Linked DNA regions of Homo sapiens: regions 2, 3 and 4 are each linked to region 1. A link is an interaction called in ENCODE POLR2A ChIA-PET data of the cell type or tissue named here. Cell type or tissue: GM12878. All regions are shown on one strand.

Evidence for each region. Peaks named below come from ENCODE experiments on the same cell type or tissue, not always from the same donor. Only the 100,000 strongest peaks of a DNase experiment are listed, where the experiment ranks them.
Region 2: POLR2A ChIA-PET joins it to region 1 with 8 read pairs; 3 of 35 experiments call an interaction of 5 or more read pairs at or near these places.
Region 3: POLR2A ChIA-PET joins it to region 1 with 5 read pairs; 2 of 35 experiments call an interaction of 5 or more read pairs at or near these places.
Region 4: POLR2A ChIA-PET joins it to region 1 with 14 read pairs; 1 of 35 experiments calls an interaction of 5 or more read pairs at or near these places.

What each region holds. Positions count from the first base shown.
Region 1 is chr12:94,868,734-94,873,733 of GRCh38, forward strand. No RefSeq gene overlaps it. Among named protein-coding and RNA genes, the nearest start is that of MIR492, 37 kb to the left of the region's middle. RefSeq lists an enhancer at 2,218-2,287 and silencers at 4,402-4,521, 4,582-5,000. In GM12878, a CTCF peak has its summit at 4,994 (motif pointing left); DNase peaks (open chromatin) are centred at 2,276 and 2,531; H3K4me3 peaks cover 4,330 bases; H3K27ac peaks cover 3,474 bases.
Region 2 is chr12:94,683,097-94,688,096 of GRCh38, forward strand. No RefSeq gene overlaps it. Among named protein-coding and RNA genes, the nearest start is that of TMCC3, 35 kb to the left of the region's middle. RefSeq lists an enhancer at 160-249. In GM12878, no CTCF peak of the experiment used is centred here; no DNase peak of the experiment used is centred here; H3K4me3 peaks cover 297 bases; H3K27ac peaks cover 497 bases.
Region 3 is chr12:94,740,997-94,745,996 of GRCh38, forward strand. No RefSeq gene overlaps it. Among named protein-coding and RNA genes, the nearest start is that of MIR492, 91 kb to the right of the region's middle. In GM12878, no CTCF peak of the experiment used is centred here; no DNase peak of the experiment used is centred here.
Region 4 is chr12:96,373,065-96,378,064 of GRCh38, forward strand. The region is part of intron 1 of CDK17 (cyclin dependent kinase 17); the gene reads right to left. Among named protein-coding and RNA genes, the nearest start is that of CDK17, 25 kb to the right of the region's middle. In GM12878, no CTCF peak of the experiment used is centred here; a DNase peak (open chromatin) is centred at 2,912; H3K27ac peaks cover 368 bases.

The sequences.
Region 1 (5,000 bases):
ACATTCTTAATATGAACATTTACAATATCAACATTAACAGGAGTCTGGAAGATGAGTCCAACTCTTATGAATGACTTTGAGAGGTTCAAGACTTCAGTGGAGGAAGGAACTGCACTGGAAACAGCAAGAGAACCAGAATTAGAAGTGGAGCCTGAAGGTGCGACTGAATTGCTGCGATCTCATAAAATTTGAATGGATGAGGTTTCTTATGAATGAGCAAAGAAGTGGTTCTTGAGATGAAACTACTCCTGGTGAAGATGCTGTGACATTGTTGAAATAACAACAAAGAATCAGAATTTTACATAACTTTAGTTGATAACAGGCAGGATTTGAGAGGATTGACTCCAATTTTGAAAGAAGTTCTACTATAGGGAAAATGCTATCAAACAACATCACATGCTACAGAGAAATCTTTCATGAAAGGAAGAGTCAATCACTGCAGCAAACTTCATTGTTGTTTTAAGAAATTGCCACAGCCACCCCAACCTTCAGCAACCACCCCGCTCTAGTCAGTAAGTAGCCTTCAACACTGAGGCAAGACCCTCCACCAGCAAAAAGATTATGACTCACTGAAAGCTCAGACAATTGCTGGCATTTTTTAGCAATAAAGTATTTTTATTTAAAATATATACAGTGTGCCGCAAGGCGCGGTGGCTCACGCCTGTAATCCCAGCACTTTGGGAGGCCGAGGCGGGCGGATCGCCTGAGGTTAGGAGTTCGAGACCAGCCTGACCGAGGTGGAGAAACCCCATCTCTACTGAAAATACAAAATTAGCCAGGTGTGGTGGTGCATGCCTGTAATCCTAGCTACTCAGGAGGGTGAGGCAGGAGAATTGCTTGAACCCAGGAGGCGGAGATTGCAGTGAGCCGAGATCGCGCCATTGCACTCCAGCCTGGGCAATAAGAGCGAAAATCCACCTCAAAATAAAATAAAATAAAATATATACAGTGTGCTTTTTTAAACAATGCAATTGCATACTAATAGACTACAGTGTAGTATGAACATAACTTTTATATGCACTATGAAACTAAAAAATTGTTTGATTCACTTTATTTAGATATTCACTTTATTGGGATGGTCTGGAATCAAACCTGCAACATCTTCGAGTTATGCCTGCATATTCACATTTACAGCTATAAAGAGAACTTGGGGCTGGGCGCAGTGGCACCACACCTGTAATCCTAGCACTTGGAGAGGCCGATATGGGAGGATTCCTTGAGCTAAGGAGAGTTCAAGACCAATCTGGGCAACAGAGTGAGACCCCTATCTCTACGAATAAAAAAAATTAGCCGGGTGTGATGGCACGTGCCTGTAGTACCAGCTACTCCACAGGCAGAGGTGGAAGGATCACTTGAGCACAGAAAGTTGGGGCTGCAGTGAGGTAGGATTGCGCCACTGCACTTCAGCCTGGGAAACAGAGCAAGACTCTGTCTCAAAAAAAAAAAAAAATATATATATATATATATATATATATATAAAGAGAACTTCATAAATCTATAAATACCAATCTTGTATGAGAGAAAAATGCGTGGTGAAGAAGAGTATACTTATATGCTACCATTTGTGCTTTTAAAAATGAAAAGCATGAATATATAACTGCTTATATATGCATAGATTATTTCTAGAGGGACAGAAGAGATGAGTTAACAGCAATTGCTTCTAGGAAAGGGAACTAGCTGTCTGGGCAACAGAATAGGAAGGCTTATTTTCATTGTAAGCTTTTGATAGCTTTTAAATTTTATACTATGTAAATGTATCACCTATTAATTTTTAACTTAAAAGGTTGTTATGAAAATGAAGGAAGCCAGTAGATGCGTGGCACAAAGAAAATAATCAATAAATAGTAGCTACCAGCCTGGACAACATAGTGAGATCTCGTCTCTACAGGAAATTAAAAAATGAGGCAGGAGGATCGCTTAAGCCCAGGAAGTAGAGGCTGCAGTGAGCCGTGATGGTGCCACCGTCCTGCCACCTGGGTGACAGAGCAAAACTCTGCCTCAAAAAAAAAAAAAAAAAAAAAAAAAGTAGCTACCATTATAATTATTCTCCCACAACTGCTTTCTAACTTTTTCTAACACAAATAATTTTTTAAAGCAACCAATCCTCTGTAACTCCTGGCTTGCATGGAAAGAGTTCATTTTGGATTCAAAAATAATGAAGGAAATAGGAAGGAGCCATGTGAAGACGTGAAAGAAGACCCAACCATGGGGTTCTCTGGTGTTCAAAGCCCTGGACAGCATGGTATGCACAACATTAGCCGTTTGTCAGAGTCCATTTGGGCTGCTACAATCAAATCCCATAGACTGGGTGACTTATAAACAACAAAAATGCATTTCTCACAGTTCAGGAGGCTGGAAAGTCCAAGATCACAGCCCCAGCAGATTCAGCGTCTGGTGAGGGCCCAAGTTCTGGTTCAGAGATAGTGTCTTCTCACATCATGGAAGGGACAAGGAAGCTCTCTGAGGCCTCCTTTATAAGGTTCTGCCCTTGTAACCTGATCACCTCCCAAAGACCCACCTCTTAATACCATCACCTTGAGGGTTAGGATTTCAACATATGAACTGCGGGGACAACAAACATTCAGACCACAGCTTCTCTCTTCAGAGCAACCCAAATACTGGGCATCTTCTGTGCTCCTACTCTGTACATTCCCTACACACCTTCTCTTTCATTCAAGGACACCAAAGGAAAGTAATTACTTTTGATTATAATAGTGTGTCTGCACACTCTCTCTCTGCAGTTACTGATCTGCCACAGTTGAAGGGCTGCCACATGCATCTGCCAAACTGCCAAATTATATGCTTCTCCAGAACCAGACAGGGTCTGGGGCAGAAACAAAAAGTTTGTAGGCAACAGAGTGTAATGTCAAGAGCCAGGGCTTTGGAGTCCAGCAAACCTGGGCACAAATCCTGCTCTATTTTCCTCATAGCACTCATCACTATCTGAAACTACATTATTTGTACCTTTGTTTACTACTTTATTATCTGATTTCTCAGTTTGAATGCGGCCTCCAAGAGAACAAGGCTTTTGTATGTCATGTTCCTCACAGTATTCCTAGAGCTCAGAACAGCGCCTGCACATAGTAGGTGCTTAATACACGTCTTATGGAGGTGGGGGCTGAGTATTTAAAATGCAGATTGCCAAGCTCCAGTTTCAGAGATTCTAACTCATTAGGTTTGAAACAAAGCCTAGGAATCTGCATTTGCAGCAAGCATCCACCTCTTTCATCCTAAGGCAGGTAGTAGGCAGATCACATGTTAAGATACTCTGGTCAATGCCCTCCATCTCCAAATCGTGATTCTCCCTCTAACACGCATTTCTACGGATCCCATCCAGGCTCTTTTCTTTAATTACCCTGAGGCACTGAGAGTAAAAGGAGGTTGCTGACCCCTGAATTTGGAGTTCAAACAAGTAACCTCACCACGGCCAGTTTCCATTTCTGCTGCATGCCAAACTAGCTGGCCAGCCTGGCTGGAATCCTGTTCTCCCCAGAAACACCTGAGCAGGTCTGGACTAGCTCCAAAAGTATAAGCCAGGTAAATTTCCGTGTCAGCTCATTGAGAGACTTTCCAGGGGCAGCTGGGGCCAATTCACATTTGCTCTATACTCCCTCCAAAGACACCCCCTTCAACACACACACACAGAACACTTAATTCTGGTACCACCAGCCAAAAGGGGCCCGAGTTCCCTTGGGAGCAGCCCAGCCGCTGAGAGGCGGAAATCTCTGAAAGGGCCACTCAGATGACCAAAGCAATAGGCGCCTACGTACCTTACAACAAGCCAACCTCAAGTTCCAACCTAGAGAAATGCATGGACTCTGGTGGGAGAGTCTTATTCCGTTTTTGTTTTCTTCTTTTTTTTTGTTTTGTTTTGTTTTGGTTTGGTTTTCTTCCATTTCTTCTCAGCCTTGTCTCTTCAGAAAATACCCCTCCACCCCTTCCTTGGCGCGTAAACTGTCTTCAGGGTGGCCTTAGGAGTTCTGGGACAATGTGGAGGGTACCCAATAGGATTTCCTTAAGTTTCCTCTACTGCTTTTCCACACATATTAATGCTGAGATCCTGTATTTGATTAAAGCACCTTCCATTTCCAAAGTTAAAATACAAACGGGTCTGGTAACTTACAAAGTCGCCAGCATCTTCGTGTCAATTAACTTCCCCAGACAAGTAAGAACGAGCTGCACTAGGGCCTGCGCTCTCTCCGGGGCTAACAACAAGCAGCACCAGTCCCCCAAGCTGTCCCTGGAGGTGGAAGAGCCACTGCAGCTGAGCCTGTTTATTTTTCGTTTTTCCACAGGCAGCCTTGGCTGGAGGGTGGGGGTGAGCGCGGGCTCCCTGGCACCTGCCGGTAAAGCAGCAGCCGCAGCCCCCGAGGGCGCCCCAGGCCAGGAGCTGCGCGCCGTCGGCGGGCCGTGCCTGGAGGAGGCTCGCGCCTTCCAAATGCCGGAGTGCAGGCATCCTTCCTCTCCCCAACCCCAGCCCCGGCCTCGACCTGTCGCCCACCTGGCCCGGACCTGGGGCTGGCTCCGTCTCTGGGGTGTGCGCCAAGGGAGCCCCACCGACGCCCAGCAGAGCTGCCCGGGCTCCCAAAGAAGGACCGGGGCTTTGGGCAGAATTCTGGCAGCCAGGCGGGCGTCAGGGGAGCCGGAGAAGGGGCTCGCCAGCAGGCGTGGGGCGGAGTGCCGGGCGCAGCCCACCTCGCAAGCGCGGGCCCAGGGCTCCGACGTGCCAGCGCAGCCCCGAAGAGTGCGGGCCCGGGGTCCCCGCGGCGCCCCTTCCCCTCCTCAGTCCCCCGGGGGCGACCGCGCTCCCCGCCGAGGTCCGTCCCCGCCGCACCCTCACTATTCCCGCTGGGAGGACCCCGGCGCACGCCCCCGCCCCCGCACCCCGGGGCGACGGCGCACTCACCCTCCGCATGGTGTCTGGGCCGTCCGGGCGGGGCTCGGCGACTTGGGCGCGAGAAGGGCTGGGCCGGCGGCGACGCTCGGCCGGCCGGGAGCTC
Region 2 (5,000 bases), 190 kb before region 1:
GCGTGAGCCACTGCACCCGGCTAGTCTCATTTTACTTCTCATTGCTGATGAAGCACCAGTTACTTTATTGTTTCTTCCCAAGGCTGTGTACTGGTAATAATTTTCTTTAAGAGAGGCCAGAATCTTGACATGGTCCTGATTCTGGGGCCAGGAAGCCTCAGTTTTGCTTTATTACAAGCTCTGAGGCTTCTTTTCAAATGGCTACAGTCAGGCTGACATTGGCAATGATGAATATGATGCAGAAACAGCTGCAGTCTCTGAAGCAGAAGGTGCTCACAAACCTGCTTTCTAAAATTCACTAATATCTGATATGACACACATCCATCCCTCAAGGGTCTAGAATACAGGATGTCAGGAGAGAATGAGGTTGTAAATATAGAATCTGCTCCAGCACTGGCCAGTCTGAACATTTCTTTCCCTTGGCTCCAGCATAGCATTAAAGACCAATAAAACCACAGACTCTAAAGGCAGAGACTTCCTGAGTTTCAAATCCCCAGCTCCAATACTTACTACTGTGTGAACCTGAGCAAGTTACTTAACTTCTGTGTGCCTCAAGTTTTAAGTTTTTCATCTATAAAGTGCTGTAGGGGGAAAAATATATTTTCTTCTATCCATCTTAGGTGTCTTGGCTAGTGCTCCTGTAATAAAAGCCAAATTAATAAGAGAGAAGCACACAAATTTATTTAATATGTTTTACATGACACAGCAGCCTTCATAAAGAGAGGAAACCATAGAGAAGCAATTAAACCTGAGTGTTTTTCATAGTAGGTTGATGAAGAGGATGGTGGTGGAGAAATATGATAGGGCAAAGGGTGCAAGGTGAGTGCAGTGACCTGGAGGAACTTAGCAAGGCCTGTTTGGATTCTTCTCTGTGTCCCATCGTCTTCAGAGATAAGGATGCTCCTTCCCTTTGAATATAGGGAAAGCAACTCTCACATGAGTGTTTCATGACCCTCTTCAAGGGAAGCTCAGAAAATCTGTCCTAGATTTTATGATGTGCTTCAGAAGGGAAGGGTAGAGGAAAGGTCAGAGAGACCTTCCTGTGTCTGCATTTTCTCATATTCCTTCAGATTAAAATATGCAGTATGCCAAACTGCCATATATTGGGGTAGTGTGTTCTGAACCCCATCAATGGGATGTTACAAGAATAGAATTGGCACATAGTGCTATGTGAGCATTTATTAGTATAGGATGGTCATATGGCCCAAGCTATCCATGACACTTCATTCCGGTACTTTTGCTGAATGAGATGCTTCTGCTGGAGTTGATAAATCGGTAAATATTTAAGCTGAGAACTGCCAGGGGCCACCTGTGGAGAAAGCCTTCCTGAGAGTGAAGCTACTGCAGAGGAACGAGGGCTGAGAGGTGGAGACAGTGTAGGATTTAATGCGAATGCTTAAGACCTGGGTCCAGTCATGCCTGGATATCTAGTGTGGACTTTTCAGTGACACGGGCTGTGAACTTTCTTTTCTCACTTGAGTTGGCTTGGGTTGGTTTCTATTGTCAGAGGCATTTGAACCAGAGCGACTCCATCTTGAATAGGGGCTGGGTAAAATGAGGCTGAGACCTGCTGGGCTGCATTCCCAGGAGGTTAGGAATTCTAAGTCACAGGATGAGATAGGAGGTCGGCACAATTTACAGGTCACACAGACCCGGCTGATAAGAGGTTGTGGTAAAGAAGCCGGCCAAAATTCACCAAAACCAAGAAGGCCATGAAAGTGACCTCTGGTTGTCCTCACTGTTCATTATACACTAATTATAATGCATCAGCATGCTAAAGACACTCCTACCAGTGCCATGAGTTTACAGATGCCATGGAATGTTAGCAAGTTACTCTATATGGCCTAAATGGGGAGGAACCCTCAGTTCCTGAAACTGCTCACCCCTTTCCTGGAAAATTCATGAATAATCCACCCCTTGTTTAGCATATAATCAAAAAATAACTATACATATACTCAGTGGAACAGCCCATGCCACTGCTCTGCCTATGGAGTAGCCATTCTTTTATTCCTTTTCTTTCTGATAAACTTGGTTTCACTCCATGGACTTACCCCAAATTCTTTCTTGCACAAGGTCCAAGAATCCTCTCTTGGGGGTCTGGATTGGGACCCCTTTCCAGTAACATTATCACCTTCCAACAAAAGAATTCTGACCTAGCTTTATTGAGATATAATTCGCATACCATCCAGTTCACCTATTTAAAATGTACAATGCAGTGGTTTTTACCACATTCACAGAGCTGTGCAACCATCACCACAATTGTTGGATTGTTGATCTAAAGATCCTCAGAGATGGCTCAGTAGGCCTGGGATGTGGAATGTGGACAGGCATGTGTGATTCTGCTTCCAAAGTCACCACGATTTTGTTTTGTTTCGTTTTTGAGACAGGGTCTCATTCTGTTTTCCAAGCTAGAGTGCAGTGGCTCACTGCAGCCTCGACCTCCTGGGCTCAGGTGATCCTCCTACCTCAGCCTCCTGAAAAACTGGGACTACAAGCACACACCACCACGCCATTTTTTTTTTTTTTTTTTTTTTTTTGGTAGAGATGGGATTTTGCCATGTTGCCCAGGTTGGTCTCAAACTCCTGAGCTCAGGGGATCCTCCCATCTTGGCCGCCCAAACTGCTGCGATTACAGGCATGAGCCACTGTGCCTGGTTTCACAATTTTGAAACTACCTTTTTTTTCTTTGAAACTGAGTATCGCTCTGTCGCCCAGGCTGGAGTGCAATGGCGCGATCTTGGCTCACTGCAACCTCTGCCTCCCAGGTTCAAGTGGTTTTCCTGCCTCAGCCTCCCGAGTAGTTGGGATTACAGGCGCACACCACCATGCCTGGCTAATTTTTGTATTTTTAGTAGAAACAGGGTTTCACCATATTGGCCAGGCTGGCCTTGAACTCCTGACCTCGTGATCCACCTGCCTTGGCCTTCCAAAGTGCTGGGATTACAGCCATGAGCCACCACAACTAATTTTAAAGTTAGAATTATCAACTTTTTGATTTGGAAGTAATGAAAGTTCAGCAGAGTATAATGGAAAAGGAAATAAAATAAGAGTTAGCACTCCTGCTTTCTTTAAAGAGACATTAGAAAATCCCTACAGTCCCTTTATACTCTCAATAACTCGACCAGGCACAGTGGCTCACAGCATTAATCCCAGCACTTTGGGAGGCCAAGGCAGGTGGATCACAAGGTAGGGCGTTCTAGACCAGCCTGACCAACATGGTGAAACCCCGTGTCTACTAAAAATACAAATTAGCCGGGGGTGGTGTCGCATGCCTGTAATCCCAGCTACTCGGGAGGCTGAAGCAGGAGAATCGCTTGAACCTGGGAGGCAGAGGTTGCGGTGAGCTGAGATCGCGCCATTGCACTCCAGCCTGGGCAACAAGAGCAAAACTCTGCCTCAAACAAACAAACAAAACAGAACAAAAAACCTCTATAGTTTTCATCAACTTATCTAATATTTCAGATGACAAAACTGAGGGCCAGTGAGGGTAACTAAACCGCCAATAAAACTGAAGGCCAGTGAGGTTAAGTAAATTGCCAGAGCTCACAGAGGTACTCACTTTTAGACACATTCAAGAATTCAGTTCAGTTTTCTATGTTGTTAGTTTCAAGTAGTTCTTACTTTTTCTGCAGGATTTCATACTCAAGACTCAGGTCAGTCTCTTGAAATGCCTGGAGATTAAGAGGGTCTTTGTAGTACTAATCAAACATTCATTCAATTCTGTTTTGACTCATTCAAGAAATACACTGTGATTATGATATTCCCTATATTTATGTTAAATTCATTGCATCTGTCTCTTTAGATAAAATAGTGTTCTACTTACAACCTAGAGAAAAATCAATATACTTGCCCTAAAGCAGGATGTAATAGGAAATTTCAAAAATATTCTATGGTATTTACTGGGTTAGGTAAATAATAAATTGGCAAGTTTCCACAAACATTTACGAAATAGTCTTAGTTTGTAGGACCAGGAGGTTTAATTACCATGTAGTGCTGCTGGGGATAAGGAAGGATGATGGTTAGGAGAGTAACTGCACTCTTTGTCTAATAAAAATAAAGAGATTTGATAACCAAACTGGAAATATAGAATAATTTGACTTCTAATAGCCCTTGAAGCTTCAGATAACTTCTCAAAAACATGAAAAACAACCCTTTAGCTATTGCTAATTACAAATCTGTGTATCTGGGCACATAAGGACTCTCTATACCGGCTTTGGAAATTTTTAGAAACACATTTCCTGGAAGAACCTGAGAGGTTGGATCTGGCCAAAAAAATATAATACAGTCTGTGGCAGGATGCATTGTACTTAACCATATTCAAGGACAGAAAGGCATTTGCTTTATCTGGGATATCCTGTGAAAACACATTAAGAACACCCAGGGAAACATCGTCAGCAGGGATATTATTTGTGGTCATCGTTGTTTTTAACGTGTGTTTTTTCCTTAGTAAATCCTAGACAAAGTAATTTGAACCTTGTAAAAGAGTACTGCAGGCCAACCTGGGCAACATAGCAAGATTACGTCTCTAAATACAAAATAAATAAATAAATTACAAGCAAGAGGCGGTAGAATTTTTAAACTGAGTTCATTGGTGAGGATCTTGGATGGAGTTCAAGGGAAAACAGTGAAAAGGAGATGAAACACTGTCCCTAATCCCACCGTCTTGATAGAACTACTCTGAGAACTTTGGTGCCTTTTTTGTGTTACTTTTCTTCTAAGTATTCCTTGTATATACTTGTAACTGGGAAGTGACAAAGTTCTAAGAGATCCTGGCAAGAACTGCCACCCCCAACTCATCACCACAACACTATCCTTCCCTTCCCCACTCCCTTCCAACACACATACATTCTCAGCCTTCAAAACCAACAAGATCAATCCCATCATGATTTGTTTTTAAAACTTTTTTTAGAGTCAGAGTCTTGGTATGTTGCCCAGGCTGGTTTCAAACTCCTGGGCTCAAACGATCCTCCTCCTCTAGCCTCCCAGTTGCTGGGATTACA
Region 3 (5,000 bases), 130 kb before region 1:
CCACAGGGGAGGTGGAGTGGGGAGCAGGGTGGGAAGGCCAGGGAAGAGGGCTATAAGGGCTGAGTAGTCTGCAGTGCTCAATGCTACAGAACTCAGCTCACGCTGACTTAAGGGATTCTCTTCCCCAAGGCACATGGGCTTTGCCCCCCACCGTGTGTACATGTGATCCTGCTTCCCTAGCCACAGTTAATTGGTCAAGGGGTGATCAATGACCCAAGTAGCATCGAAACCTTCCCTGGGCTGAGCTCTTGAAAGGTAAAAGTGGGCCAGACCTGGAATTTGTGGAATGTCACCTGCTTCTGCCACGTGGATTGGAAGCAGACAGAGAAAGGGGAAAGATGAGCAGGGACAGCCAGGAACAATCTTGGTCCAGGGAAGACACCCTGTATTCTGATAAATGACTCTTTTATGCTGCAGCTGGTTCCTGTTGGTTTTTCTTACTTGGAACTATAAAAGTCCCAAAATTCATCCAACAAGAGAGACAGAAATATAAAGAGCTGGATTACCTGACAGAATGAAACATGTGCTGAATGGGGACCTAAGAGGGGGCTGTGGGAGCTCAGGAGCAGGGGAGAGTCATTCCAGCTGGGCGGAGGGAATGCCTCCAGAAGGGAGGCAGCACTTCAGCTGGCACTTTAAGGATGAGGGGGTTTTTAATGGGGAAAGAAAGGAAAGGGTGGATTCTAGCCAAAGGAAGAGCACCAGCAAAGGCAGAGATGAGAGTAAATGGAGCATTAGGGAAATGGAGGCAGCGGCTGTGCCTCTGACAGTTTCCTGGTCTGGTTAACTCCAATATGCCTTTCAGGACCCTAGGAAGCCTTCCTGCCCTCCCACAGAATCTGGCCACCCCATCACAGCCTCTCCCACACTGTATCAAAATGCCCCGTTGACTGGTCTGCATCCCACACCAGACCTGAGGCACTGCATCTATTGATCTTTGTATGTCCTGTGCCTGACCCAAGGCAGGGCTCAATACAGACTTGATCATCTCAAACATCTCCATTCAACCAGTGCATTCAGAGGAGGGAAAGCCATAGGAGACTGAGGGTTTGGCATCCTATTCTAAGGACCAGGAGTGGCAGGAAGGATGCTATTCGGGGTTAGCTTGTGAAGACTTGCAGGTATGGGAACATTAAGACGACTAACATTTTTTTTTTTTTTTTTTTTTGAGACGGAGTCCCGCTCTTCAGCCCAGGCCGGATTGCAGTGGCGCAATCTCGGCTCACTGCAAGCTCCGCCTCCCAGGTTCACGCCATTCTCCTGCCTCAGCCTCCCGAGTAGCTGGGACTACAGGTGCCCGCCACCGCGCCCGGCTAATTTTTTGTATTTTTAGTAGAGACGGGGTTTCACCGTGTTAGCCAAGATGGTCTCGATCTCCTGACCTTGTGATCCGCCCGCCTCGGCCTCCCAAAGTGCTGGGATTACAGGCGTGAGCCACCGCGCCCAGCCGACGACTAACATTTTTTAAAAATTATAGTAAAATATACACCACAATTTAAACCATTTTTTAAAAGGGATGGGTCTCCCTATGTTGCCTTGAACTCCCAGGCATAAGCGATTCTCTTGCCCTAGCCTCCAGAGTAGCTGGGACTATAGGTGCACGCCACCACATCCAGCTTATGTGAACCTTTTTCTTTTTCTTTTTCTTTTTTTTTTTTTTTGAGACGGAGTCTCACTCTATTGCCCAGGCTGGCGTGCAACAGTGCGATTTCGGCTCACTCAACCTCTGCTGCCCGGGTTCAAGCGATTCTCCTGCCCCGAGTAGCTAGGATTACAGGCGCCTGCCACCGCGCCCAGCTCATTTTTGTATTTTTAGTAGAGATGGGGTTTCACCATCTTAGCCAGGCTGGTCTTGAACTCGTGACCTCGTGATCCACCCACCTCGGCCTCTCAAAGTGTTGGGATTACAGGCGTGAGCCTCCGCGCCCAGCCCATGTGCACCATTTTTAAGTGTACAGTTCAGTGGTATTACACTGATACACAGCCATCATCCCAAACTGAAATTCTGTACCCATTAAACAACAACTTGAAACAACAACTCTCTAGCCCATCTCCTCAGGCCCTGCAATCACCAGTCTACTTTTTGTCTCTGTGAATTTTATTCCTCTCAGGTACCTTATATAAGTGATATCACACAGTATCTGCCCTTTCAAAAACAATTTACATTTAAATGTGTTTTCAACTGTAAACATTTACCAAGTATTGTCACTTCCTCCCCTGTGAGGCAGGCAGGGCAGAAACTATTGGTCTGGGTTTGGAGGCCCAGGGAGCTGAGGTTCAGGAAGGTTCAGAGATCTGTCCAAGCCTGTGGCACATAAGATACCCGGCCTATCTGACACCCACACACTCCTCAGAGGCTGGTACAGAATCTGAATGAATCTGGATAGGCGGAGGGCCATGACCACAACTCTCAGCCCACACCAGGTAACCTTCCTGTACCCACAGGCATGGTTTGAACACGTCACTGCAGATTGGCAATCAGAACAGGAAATAATCAATGCAGTAGGGTGAAGCTAAAGGAAAAGGATTCAACCTAAGGACATTCAGCCAGAGGCCAGGATGTATCTATCTACAGTTGGGTGCAGAGATGGCTAGAAAGAAGACCTTAGTTTTTAATTACTCTTTATCTATGGCCATGACTAAATGTTTGGCTAATCAGGGAGACGACTCAGGGAGGTCAAAGTCATTGCCAGCATGAATTATTAATCTGCACACTTGTTTGGAGTCCACTGGAATAGGCAGCATAGTCAAGTCACAGTGGAAGGTGCTACATGATTAATCTTCTTCCTGCCTGAGGCCCCCAGCTCTTGAGTGGGCATTCTTCATACTGAACATCAGGGGAAAGATCTTGTTTTCCACACTCAGGTCAAAAGGTTTGCTCACTTTTTTTTTCCTGCATAATAATGGTTGATACTAATGACCTATTTGCAAACTGCCAAGAGACAGTAGGGTTTCTTCACGTTTGTTTGTTTTCTGGAATCAGAAATGGTTCAAACTGTGCATTACCTTCTAAATCAATGTACTGCAGAAAGCTCTTAGTGAACCTGAAGAAAACGAGTGATATGCATTTTGTTCTCATCAATACTTACTAAAATAATTTATTAGGTGTTTAAATTGTTAGATGAGACAGAGTTATCAGACTGGAATAAAACTTAGTTTTCCTCTGCTATCCTGCTTAGGAGAAAAGAGGGGCTCAAATGAGGATTGGGCTAGCTATAGAAATAAAGCTATCCTTTCTTTGCACTAAGTGTAACGTGAATACATTTTCTGCCCTGTTACAGGATTAATAATTACTGAGTGCCTACTACATACTGGGTCCTTTCATACATATCCTCATTTCATCATCAAAATAACCCCATGTAGGAAACACTATTATTTTCCCATTTTTAGATTAGGAAACTTAGGCATAGACAGGTTAAGGTTGAGCAGCATTCCCAAGGTTCCACAGGTAGCAAGTGTCTGAATCCTTACAGGAACTTACAGACTAAAAGAGCACAGAACCCATAAAAAGGAGACACTTACAATGCAGTGTACTAAATGCAAGGACAGAAATGAGTGCACGGAGTTGGGGACATAAAGAGAGGCTAAATTTCACCTGGGAAAGCTTTCTGGAGAAGATTATGTACATGACTTATTTTTTGAAAGGTATTATTAATATACAACAAAATGCACAGATGTTAAGTATTCAGTTTCATAAGTTTCAACAACTGCATATGTTTGTGTAGCCACCATCAAAAACAAGGTTTAAAACACTTCCATCACCCCCAGAAAGTTCCAGCATATCCCTTTCCTATCAATCCCTCCCCCTTCTCCGATTTCTGAATTCTTTCATTACAGATTAGTTTTGTGTGTTCTTGGACTTCATAAAAACAGAATCTTCTGATGTACACTTTTGTCCCGGCTTCTTTTGCTCAGTTGAGTCTTAAACAACGAACAACCCTTTAGCTGAGCAAAGGGCCGGTGTAAAGCAGATGCAGGGAGGTGAGAGGTGGCCTGGAGCCGGGGTATTGGGCGGGAGGTAATGGGGGTGGGAAGGAAGACAAGGGGAGGGACTGAGGACCCCGAGTTTTAATCTAAGAGGGCTTGGATTTTATTCCATGGGCAAAGGGGAGCTAATGAAGGCTTAAAGCAGCTACAGATGCACCATTTTGCACTTATAATATCTCAAACTCAGTAGTCTTAGGACAAGGTTATTAGTGATCCCCATTTTTTTGGAGTCATTTTATTTTTATTATTATTAAACAACAACATTGTCATGTTTTCTTGAATATTGACAATTTGAAATTTAACTTGTTCATGAAAATAAATCTGGAAAAACCTCAAAGAGGCTAATTTCCGGCCACAATTTAAAAAAACAAACAGAGCCCCAATTGAACTTTAGCTTTAAATTCATTTTAACTTTATCCCCAAGACTCCCAGTTTTGTCCTCCTAGATGCACCGAGACTACACAACATCCTTCGTTAATGGTGGAAAATAAACAGCTTCACAGGAAACAAGACTTCATCACACAAAAATTTATAGACTTGTTCATGATCCCCACTTTTAAGTAAAATTTCCTAGCTGGTAAGTCAGGATTCAAACCCAGACTGACTCCAAATATCCTGCTTTTTCCACCCAGAGAAAGCTTTGAAAATAAGGAGAGAAAAGCCAACATAAGCTATGAATTGCTGCCTGAGAAAGGCAATGAGGAGACTGCAGAGGATGAAAAGTTACTCAGTGCATATGGCAATGGAGCTGAACGGGGCTGACCCGCAGGGAGGGCAGAAGGCAGGAATCCTGGCAAATCCAGGGTGAGCAGGAGCCAGGCAGTTCCTGGCACTCCTGCTTCTCTTCTTTAAGGCGCTGCTAATGACTCCACTGGACATGAGCATGATGGCGTTGGCTCACTCAGGTGGAACAAACTTAAAGAGATAACTTATTTTCCTGGATTCTCTTAGCAAGCAACTTCAAACCTGTTTGTATGCCGCCCTTATACTGCATTAAGCCAACTCTCCACTGA
Region 4 (5,000 bases), 1.5 Mb after region 1:
ACATTTAATTAACACCTACAGTGAAATGTTAATTATGGTACACACAACTTTGGCACTAGTGATAAAGAGTTTATAGCACATAGGAAGTTCACTTTCTTTAAGAGAAACTGAGAATAAGTCCTAGGGTAAGCCTAACCTAGGTTCAAATCCTGATTCCTTCATTTAAACACTAGAGAGACAGTGAGAAGTATGACACTGAGAAAACTGCATTTAGTTTTCTCTTCAGAGAAGGCAATTAACAGGCCAGCTGCGGTGGCTCCCAAAGTGCCTGTAATCCCAGCACTTTGGGAGGCCTAGGCAGGCGGATAACCTGAGGTCAAGAGTTGGATATCAGCCTGGCCAACATGGCGAAACCCCGTCTCTACTAAAAATACAAAAAATTAGCCGGGCGTGGTGGCAGGCACCTGTAATTGCAGCTACTAGGGAGGCTGAGGCAGGGGAATCACTTTGAACCTGGGAGGCAGAGGTTGCAGTGAGCCGAGATTGCGCCATTGCACCCCAGCCTAGGTGACAAGAGCAAAACTCCATCTCAGAAGAAAAGAGAGAGAGAGAAAAGAATTAACAATTACCTCAATGGCTGGGCACAGTGACTCACGCCTGTAATCCCAGCACTTTGGGAGGCCAAGGCGGACAGATCACAAGGTCAGGAGATCAAAACCAGCCTGACCAAGATGGTGAAACCCTGTCTCTACTAAAAATACAAAAATTAGCTGGGCGTGGTGGTGTGCCCCTGTAGTCCCAGCTACTTAGGAGGCTGGGGCAGGAGAATCGCTTGAACCTGAGAGGTGGAGGTGGCAGTGAGCCAAGATCGCGCCATTGCACTCCACCCTGGGCGACAGAGCGAAGACCACTCCACCCTGGGCGACAGAGCAAGACTCCGTCTCAAAAAAACAAAAAACAATTACTCCAAAAGGATGTGAGATCTAAATCAGAATGCATGTATTGTACCTAGCACACAGTAAGCATTTAACATATACTATTTTTGCCACTGTATACTCCCAAATTATGAACATCTGATTTATGTTCTGTATATAAAATTGCAAGCTACATATCACTAACCCTCTTTCCCCATTAACAGCCAAAATGAGAAATTAAGTAACTTTCATGGAGCAACACGGCAGCCAAATTGGTAAAATTATTTCTATGAAAATATTATCAAATTCAGATAACTAATCTGCAAACACATTTTCCCACTAGGCAATTCTTAGGTGAAGAATGTCATGAACTGAATAGTTCTGTGAACAGCCGTTATTTTGTACATGCGTAGAAAAATTGTTAAGTAAAAATTAATCTCTGGGGCCAACAGGTCATTCTTCACCTAGCCTTACAAGAACTTTGTGTTCTGACCCCACTACTTTTCAGCTCCATCTCCAGAGATACACAGTGAGTGCTTCATTGCCTCAAAGAAATTATTTGTAGCTTCTATTCCCTTAAGGTGTTTTGCTCAGGCCTCTTAACTTTGCACAAGCATATCCCTCTACCAGGAACAATTAACCCCTTCCCCTTCATCCCATTCTCTGACCTCTTGGCAAATTCTTATACTTCCTTTATAAATTTAGTCAAATGCCCCTTCTTCCTAAGAAGCAACATCAGAGATCTCAAGACTCTGTGGAAACCAGGAAAAGGGGGGAACTAATTTACTTCTCCACAGAAGTAAAGTAAGTTCAGATGGGCTGAATACCAGTCAAGCAGTAAGCTTTCAAGCAAGTGAGGTCATGAGAAGAGCCCATCAGAAATAAATGAAACAACACAATGCTACAGCCACTCCAAAGGCAGAAAGGTACATATACTTGGATCTACTGTAATGCACAAATATATTCTTGTCCATCCCAATCCTAATCCACCTAAGACTTTCTCCACATCAGCACCAGTTCATCTCAGCACTGCTGAACAGTCACACAACAGAACAGTTTGATCAGCGAACCTAAATGGGCCTCAACACTGGCCAATAATCTTACTATATTTCTCTGCTGCACTTGGTCTCCTACTCTCCCCAATGTCTACTTCAAACCATCTCCACCATCCACAATTATATGATGACCCTTTCCCTAACCCATACAGTGTGCCTGTGTGTATACATATGTACACAAAAATGAGTTAAACATAGAGCTTTCAGGTAGAAATTTCCTGAACTAACCTACACCAGTTATCTTCACTGCTCCTTGCCTATAATTATAGGAGTTTGACCAGTCCTTCATTATCCTAAACACATTTTCCTTGGCTTCTCTATAACAATATCTTGGTTTTCTTCCAACCTCTCTGGCCACTCCTCTGCAGATTTATTCCACCCCTTTACCCCACCCTCAGCCACACATACACACACACCAGTGTGGCCTAAGTCCTGGCACAAGCATTTTTCTTCTATGTTTCCTCCTTAGGCAAGCTCATTCTGGGTGGACAACATCTACACACAGTGACTCCCAAATTTCCATCTCTGATCCTAACCTTTTTTTTTTTTTTTTTTTTTGAGACAGAGTTTTGCTCTTGTTGCCTAGGCTGGAGTACAATGGCGCGATCTCAGCTCACTGCAACCTCCGCATCCTGGGCTCAGCTCACTGCAACCTCCGCATCCTGGGTTCAAGTGATTCTCCTGCCTCAGCCTCCTGAGTAGCTGGGATTACAGGCACCCACCACCACGCCTGGGTAATTTTTTGTATTTTTAGTAGAGATGGGGTTTCACGATGTTGGCCCGGCTGGTCTCAAACTCCTGACCTCAGGTGATCCACCTGCCTTGGCCTCCCAAACTGCTGGTATTACAGTGATCCTGACCTCTTTATTAAGCTGCAGACTCACCTATCCAACTGCCTACTTGGGCATGTCTGACACCTAATTGTTAAAGTCAGGCCTCATTCCCCAGGGGAAAAATTGAAAGTCAAACTATTCACCAAGAGAATGCATTGTCTTTGCAAATGAGCCTAAGAATCAGACTTTTTATAAATACATGTTCAAGTTTCTTGTGGTTCTAAATGGACACTGAGAACTGAAACTGTCTACACCAAGTTTACAATCTATATTAACTATCATTATACAGCTGTCTTCAACAACATGACTTTGCTATTCCAGGAAACTCCTGCTCAGGCAGATAAGAGCTACAAAAAACTTCATTGTTCATTTCAGGAACTTCCCAAAAAACCCATATAAACCAACATCAGACTATTCAATTTTTCAATAAATAGTAGCAAATGATTGTTCACTTTCTAAGACACTGAAAAAGCTTACCTCAAAACTCTTACCTTGGTATGTCTGTCCAATCAAACTATTATATCATGATCCTCACCTAATTCTAATAAAGCTTTGAAATACTTAAACCAGACTCCAAAACATCAATAATAAACACTCCAACTTTGATGTTCCTTTCTGGTTTGCCATTCTTATCAACACCCACATGGCCCCCTACAAATGCTTATAAGCAATATACTCAACAGATAATTTTTGGTGGTATTTTCCAGCAGCCAAAATTCCGCAGTACCACCAGACAGCTTCCCAAATGTCTGTTACAAGCTCAGTTCAGTGACACTAGTCTCATCACAAGCAATGTGGGGAAAATATTAATACTGTTATAAAAGGTTAAGATAAATCATCACCCTATATTAGGCAGTATCCACTGACACTACTGGCCAGTTTCTTAATGAGTTAAAACAGCAAACTGGCCTACTAATTAAACTTCTGAAGATTATAAAATAGAGTTTAGTAATCAGAGGACCATAAAACCAGTAGGAGTTCTAAGGAAGATGAGAAACAGATCACAGACAGGTTTAATAATCTAAAAAGGAATCCTATAAGAAACAGGATAAGGAAAAAACCAATTGATACATGAATAATCCACAATACTGATAATCAGTAGAAAAAATACTACAAAATATACAATTTAACAGTGAAAAGAAACTCTAAAGGAGTTTCCATTTACTATAATAATCATGATCAGTAATCAGAAAGTTGAGACTTCTTACTGAGAGTAAATGCCTAAGTATTTCTTTTACTATAAGTCATCTGAATCACCTATATGGCCACAACCATGCTGATGCAGGTATAACCAGAAAGCAAGGGGTAAGCATTTAAAATGCCTCAAAGATTGAGAGGAACTGAAGGATCCAAATTTTAAAATCCAAATGTGAAAAACACAACCACAAGTATTAGAAGAAAATGTGGATGAACTTCCTTATAACCTTGGAATGGTGAAGACTTTTCTAAATATATTTCAAAATCCAAAAACATAAAAGAAAAAATTACTTCACCATATAAAAGTCGAAAGTTATGCATGAAAAAACATAATCTAAAATATACATATTTGCAACCCACATCACAAATAAAGGGCTAATCTCCCAACAGAAAATTCCTGAAAACAAAGACCAATGACCTAAGAGAAAAATAAAGGACATGAGAATTCAAAGAAGGGAAAAAACGTAAAATGCCCCTTAAACATATGAAAAAATGTCCAATGTCATTGATAATGAGAAAAATACAATAACCTGAGTTAAACCAGTTCTCATCTATCAAATGCAAAACTCAAAAAGTCTGACAACACATTCAGTTGCTGAGGTTATGGGAAACAGGCCTGTTGCACATTTAGGTGGTAGTACAAAATGGCAATCTGGCAGCATCAGAATTACAGAAGCAGTTTTTTTTTTTCGTTTTTTTTTTTTTTTTGAGATGGAGTCTCGCTCTGTCGCCCAGGCTGGAGTGCAGTGGTGCGATCTCGGCTCACTGCAAGCTCCCCCTCCCGGGTTCACGCCATTCTCCTGCCTCAGCCTCCCAAGTAGCTGAGACTACAGGCGCCCGCCACTACGCCCAGCTAATTTTTTGTATTTTTAGTAGAGACAGGGTTTCACCGTGTTAGCCAGGATGGTCTTGATCTCCTGACCTCGTGATCCGCCCACCTTGGCCTCCCAAAGTGCTGGGATTACAGGCGTGAGCCACTGCGCCCGGCCCAGAAGCAGTTTTTTAAAAGTGAACTTTTAGTATCGTTTTAGATTTACAGAAAAATAGTAAAGAGTTCCCTT